Regions from separate parts of the Homo sapiens genome. Here region 1 is linked to region 2. The links are chromatin contacts, found by Hi-C in ENCODE. All regions are on one chromosome and are shown on one strand. Each heading gives the region's core, a stretch centred on a gene start or an enhancer-like site at or near the end of the contact. The rest is flanking DNA. Distances are from core to core; before and after follow the strand shown.

The links. A loop is a pair of places that touch in the nucleus more often than their neighbours do. Pooled maps may share reads with other maps.
Region 1: a loop to region 2 is called in a map of GM12878, with 4 times the contacts of the local background. The contact joins two enhancer-like sites. A Hi-C loop is called at or near these places in 1 of 168 maps with a recorded cell type or tissue (GM12878), 5 of 37 single-sample maps with no recorded cell type and 7 of 50 pooled maps.

What each region holds. Positions count from the first base shown.
Region 1 is chr7:98,840,442-98,843,624 of GRCh38, forward strand. No RefSeq gene overlaps it. Among named protein-coding and RNA genes, the nearest start is that of TMEM130, 28 kb to the right of the region's middle. RefSeq lists an enhancer at 1,394-1,443. Within about 2 kb of position 1,475, at least 6 of the 41 ENCODE cell types and tissues checked have a DNase peak (open chromatin) inside an H3K27ac peak, as active enhancers do.
Region 2 is chr7:98,640,631-98,643,757 of GRCh38, forward strand. No RefSeq gene overlaps it. Among named protein-coding and RNA genes, the nearest start is that of NPTX2, 25 kb to the left of the region's middle. RefSeq lists an enhancer at 2,679-2,738. Within about 2 kb of position 1,586, at least 2 of the 41 ENCODE cell types and tissues checked have a DNase peak (open chromatin) inside an H3K27ac peak, as active enhancers do.

The DNA.
Region 1 (3,183 bases), core at 225-2,724, 200 kb after region 2:
GTGGCAGCCGGGACTTGCACGCCTCTGAGCCACTGTCCCCAATGCCCAGCAGAAAACAGGTCAGAAAGATGCCTGCAGAGGGAGGAGTTCACTTAGGAGCTTCCCCTCCCCAGTGAGAAGCTCAGCTCGGGAGACTATAGGGCAAGGGTTGCTGTGGGTCACATGTAGAGCCGGTGAGAAGCTGGAAAATACAGCACAGTCTGGAGAGGGGGTCAGGGAGGAGGTGGGCAGCTCCCTCAGTCTCTCTTCACACCTCTTCCTATAGAATCTTCCATTCCCAGCTGGAAAATACAGCACAGTCTGGAAAGGGGGTCAGGGAGGAGGTGGGCCGCTCCCTCAGTCTCTCTTCACACTTCTTCCTATAGAATCAACAGCCCTAGGAGGTATGAAGTGGTGTCTCATTGTGGTTTGGATTTGCATTTCCTTAATGACCAATGACATCGTGCATCTTTCCATGGGCTTATTGGCCATTTGTATATTTTCTTTGGCTAGATGTCTATTCAAGTCCTTTGCCCATTTTTTTTTAAAGTGGGTTATCTTTTAATTGCTGAGTTGTGTGATTCATGATGGTCAACAAGCTGGGAAAAAATGGGCAGGTATCTAGGCTCTGCTGGGTCCCGAGGGCAGCGAGCTGTGGATGCCTCCACAATGTTTCCTGAATGAATGCCTAGAAAAACACACCAACGCACCCTTTCCCTCTTTTTCTCTCTCTCTCTCTTTTTTTTTAAAGACACAGGGTCTTGCTCTGCCACCTAGGCTGGAGTGCGGTGGTGTGATCCTAGGTCACTGCAGCCTCCAACTCCTGGGCTCAAGCAATCCTCCTACCTCAGCCTCCCTAGTAGTTGCGACTACAGGCACCCACCATCATGCCCAGCTAATTTTTTTAATTTTATTTTTTGTAGAGATGGGGTCTCGCTGTGCTGCCCAGGCTGTGTCTCACATTCCTGGCCTCAAACGATCCTCCCACTTTGGCCTCTCAAAGTGCTGAGATTACAGCGAGTTCCCTCTTTATCCACATGGTACAACATGAAAAAACAAAAGCTTGGACAGATTCAGTGGCTGGCCCAAGGTCACAGAGCCAGGCTGGAACACAGATCTCCATTTCCTCAACCCACAGTCAAACTATCTTGTGGCTGTAGCTGTTGACTCATGCTGACCTGTAGATTTCTCGGAAAAGCTATTGGGCAAGAAAAAGAAGAGGCAAAACAAAAGTGACCTCCTCTTCTGAAAAGATTTCTCAAGGGCCAGAGTCCCAGGAATGTCTTCTGTCCTGGAAGGGGCTGAAGGTTCTAGAAGTTGGTTGCCAGCTTGGCTGTTTCACCAATGTGAATGTGAGTATATGTGTGTGCGTACAGTGTGCCTGTGTGTTCATGCAGGTGTGTCGGCAGGTGCTGCAATGCCAGGACCCTGCCCATCCATGCCCCTCTGCCCGCCATGCCCCCCGGTGCACCTGGCAGAGGCTGGGAGCCTGCAGAAAGCATAGCCGGTCAGACACTGCCACCTGCTGGACATACTGGGCACAGCATGCAGATGGCTTGGGGCCCTGGCACTTCATCTCCTAGATCTTCTAAGGCCCCCAGAAAGTAGTGTCCTCCATCACCCCTCATTGCCTATGTGGGCCTCTCTAGAAAACACTTACAGGGTGTAATCTCAGCACTTTGGGAGGCCTGTAATCCCAGCACTTTGGGAGGCCAAGGCGGGCGGATCACCCTGAGCTCAGGAGTTCAAGACCAGCCTGGCTAACACAGTGAAACCCTGTCTCTACTAAAAATATAAAAATTAGCCGGGCATGGTGGCGGGTGCCTGTAATCCCAGCTACTTGGGAGGTTGAGGCAGGAGAATTTCTTGAACCCGGGAGGCAGAGGTTGTAGTGAGCTGAGATCGCGCCATTGCGCTCCAGCCTGGGTGACTGAGCAAGACTCCGTCTCAACAAATAAATAAATAAATATATATATATATATACACACACACACATACATACATACATATATATATATATAAAGGAAAACACCTACTGATGAAATTTTATATAAAGGAAAACACCTACTGATGAAATTTTTGGCACTATGAACCCCTTTAAGTCAAGTCAAGCCCTCTTCTCAGAATAATGTTTTCAAAAGCATAATATAAAATAGTGCTGGACACACTGGCTCACACCTATAATCCCAGCACTTCAGGAGGCTGAGGCAAGAGGATCACCTGAGGCCAGGAGTTCGAGACAAACCTGGGCAACACAGCAAGACCCCATCTTTACAAAAAAAATTTTTTTTAATTAGCCAGGTGTGGTGACTTATACCTGTGATCCTAGCACTTTGGGAGGCCAAGGCAGGAGGATCACTTGAGGCCAGGAGTTCAAGACCAGTCTGGGCAACACAGCAAGACCCCTATCTCTACAAAAACTTTCTTAAAAAATTAGCCACCTATAATCTCAGCACTTTGAGAGGCCAAGGCAGGAGGATTGCTTGAGGCCAAGAGTTTGAGACCAGCCTGGGCAACATAGCAAGACCCCGTCTCAACAGAAAATTTAAAAGTCAGCTGGGTGTGGCAATGGACACCTGTGGTACCAGCTACTTGGGAGGCTGAGGTGGGAGGATCGCTTGAGCCCAGGAGTTCGAGGCTGCAGTGAGCTGTGATCACACTACTGCACTCCAGCCTGGGGGACAGAGCAAGACCCTGTCTCTAAACAAATACATAAATAAAGATGTAATTTTTCCCATCCAAGTACCTCAATGCTCTCCATGGATCCCTTGGGGATTAGGGTAGCTCAGTTTAAGAGACTCTGACCCATTCCCTGCCTGATGACCCTGGAGCCTCCTCGGCCCGTTGGCCCACTACCACATGGGACCCAGCTTAGCTTGCTCCCTCAGCCCCTGCCACACTGTCTACAGCCCACCTGCTCTCCCAGCCTCCAGCCTCTGACCTTTCCTCCTCAACACAGAACAAGGCACCACTCTCAGAAGCCAGGCCAGTGGCTTTCTGCTCCAAGGATGGATAATTGCCCGATCTGATGTCCAAGAGGCCGCCATGCCAGAAGGGGCCCACACCGCAGTCCCTCTCTCCAGGATTCAGGGAGGGAGGCCCCTGCCTCCTGACACCTGGACATCACCACGTCTCACACCAGGGCTTCCGGGCCATTTGTCCTGACCTATGGGGTCTTCTGGACAGTCTGGACAGACATTGAGT
Region 2 (3,127 bases), core at 336-2,835:
CTGAGAAGGCAGCAGGATGAGGTAGCTAAGTTCTGGGTCTCGTTGCCCTTGCTGTGTGGCCCAGGGCAAGCCACTTTCCCTCTCTGGGCTATCTGGAATGTGGCCTGGAGCTCACGACATCACTCTGTCCTGGAAGCCAGTGATGGGATCTTTACAACAATCCTTCAACAGGATGCTCTAGATGGTGACGGCTGGAATTCATTTCAGTTTTTAAATTTTTATTTATTTTGGCCAGACACTGTGGCTCACACCTGTAATCCCAGCACTCTAGGAGGCCGAGACAAGTGGATCACCTGAGGCCAGGAGTTCAAGACCAGCCTGGCCAGCATGGTGAAACCCCATCTCTATTAAAAATACAAAAATTAGTCAGGCTTGGTGGTGCACACCTGTAATCCCAGCTACTCAGGAGGCGGAGGCAGGAGGATCACTGGAACCCAGGAGGTGAAGGTTGCAGTGAGTCAAGATTGCACCACTGCACTCCAGCCTTGGTGACAGAGTGAGACTCCCTCTTAAAAAAAAATTATTTATTTTTATTTTTTATAGAGACAGTGTCTCACTTTGCTGCCCAGGCTTGCTTCAAACTCCTAGCCTCAAGCGATCCTCCGGCCTCAGCCTCCCAGTGCGCTGAGATTACAGCTGTGAGCCACTGTGCCTGGCCTGGAATTCACTTTAGCCACACACCTCTGAAAACACAGGCCAGTTTGCTATTCCCCTTTCGCAGATGAGGAAACTGAGGCTCTGGTAAAAGAAAGGACTTGTCTAAGTTCACATGAATAATTAGGTCAAGGGAGGCCCACCTGAGGTCTGGTCCTGGACATGATGTCCTGGGGACATATTTTATGCAGAGACCTGGGGGAAACAGTGCTTAAGACGGGGCATGGGACCTCCCAACACCCCCACAGACAAACTCTCCACCCAGGCACAGGATAGTAGAAAAGTTGTTACTGGAGGCATCTGAGTGCCCCCTGGGAACCTAGGGATAGCCCCCCAGCCATCTGCAGGTGCCCAGGGGTGAGCCATGCTCCTGCTTCCCTCGCTGTCTCCCTCCCTCCCTGCTCTTTCTCTTTCAGCAAATATTTGTTGTTGCTGTTGTGAGCCGCTGCCATGGTTACAGGCATCCCCAGAGCTGAGGGTCCAAGTTGGACTTGAAACCTCTTTAAAAGTCAAGACCACAGGAAACAGCTGCTTCTTAAAACCCCGGTCCTGCAGGTGACCACATCTCATCACCCCAGGCTGTAGGCTCTGTGCCAGCTGAGGGTTTGGGGAAGTGGAAGGGGAATCTTCAGGTTTTCACCAGGCCCAGCAGCCCTGGAGTTGGGGGACAGCCTGAGACCACAAAGACCAGCCTTGGGCAGACACCTCAGCATTCCTCCCTGCCCTGAAGAGGTGCCACTCCTGCACAGCAGGGCACCAGCCTCCAATAAACCCAGGTGACTGAATTCCCGCAGGGCGCCCCTCCTCACCAGCTGTGCGACCCTGAGTGAGTCGTGGTGGTCTGACGTGTTTGCTCATCTGTGAAATCAGGGCGATGAACCCTTGTGGGCTTATTTTGAGGAGTTAAGCCTTCCAAGCTTAGGTCACGCTTGCTGAGTAGGGCGGTATGGTTGCCGACGGATGGAAAGCCCAGAGGTCTGATGTGGCACCAGCTCCAACAGATGCAAACCCTCAAGTTTGCATTTCTCTGCACAACTTCCTCTTTGGGTGATTGTGAGCTGCTGTTTTCTGCTTGGACCAGGGAGAACAATAGTCTTACACAGCAGAGACTTCTCCTGAGGACTGAAGGAGCTGACTGTATTAGCTATTGGTTGCTACGTAACGAATGACTCCAAAACTTACCAGCTGAAGACAACAAATGTTTAATATCTCACTGTTTCTGTGGGTCAGGAGTCCAGGAGTGGCCTTGCTGGGTAGTTCTGGCTCAGGGGTCTTTCATAAAGTCACAATCAAAATGTTGGCCAGGACCAGGAGCATTGGCTCATGCCTGTAATCCCAGCACTTTGGGAGACCGAGGCAGGTGGATCATTTGAGGTCAGGAGTTTGAGACCAGCCTGGCCAACATGGTGAAAACCCATCTCTAAAAAAAAAAAAAAAAATACAAAAATAAACTAGGCATGGTGGGGCATGCCTGTAGTCCCAGATACCCGGGAGGCTGAGGCATGAGAATTGCTTGAACCTGGGAGGCAGAGGATGCGGTGAGCCAAGATTGTGCCACTGCACTCCAGGCTGAGTGACAGAGTGAGACTCCACTTCAAAAAAAAAAAAAAAAAAAATAGTTGGCCAGGGCTGCAGTCCTGAAGACTGGACTGGGTGGGAGGAGCCCTTTCCATGATGGCTTCTGCGCATGGCTGTTGGCAGGAGGCCTCAGTTCCTCACAACGTGGGCCTCTCCAAAGGGTTGCTCACGGCAGTGCGTGGTAGCTCACGCCTGTAATCCCAACACTTTAGGAGGCTGAGGTGAGAGGATCGCTTGAGCTTAGGAGGTCCAGACCAGCCTGGGCAACACAGGGAGACCCCATCTCTACAAAAAGTAAAAAATTATCTAGGCATGGTGGAGCACCTATGGTCCCAGCTATTCAGGAGGCTGAAGTAGGAGGATCGCTTGAGCCCAGAGGTTGAGGCTGCAGTGAGCCATGATTGCACCACTGCACTCCAGCCTGGGCTGCAGAGAAAGACCCTGTCTCTAAAAAAAAAAAAAAAAAAAAAAAAACACAAAGGGCTGCTCATGACAGGGCAGCTGGCTTCCCAGGGTGAGCAATCTGAGAAAGCGTAATGTGGTTTATGACCTAGCCTTTGAAGACATGCCCTCACTTCTACTGTCTTGTACTGGTCACACAGACTAACCTTATTACAATATATGAGAGGCTGTGAATACCAGGTGGCAGAGATGGCTGGGGCCATCTCTGGCCCCCAGTTCCTGCTGTGAGTTTGGCTATCATGGCAAGGAAGGGACTCCCCCAGGGCCCAGCATGCAGCATATACTCAGCGTATGGGAGATGACACAGTTATTCTACAGTACACAACCCCAGAACCTAGAATGCCTCAGGGTTGGAGAAGGAAATGCAGGAAAGAGACCAGACCCAGAAGTGGGACCGCAGGCCCCAATGGAGGCACATTTCCTGGACCAGGCA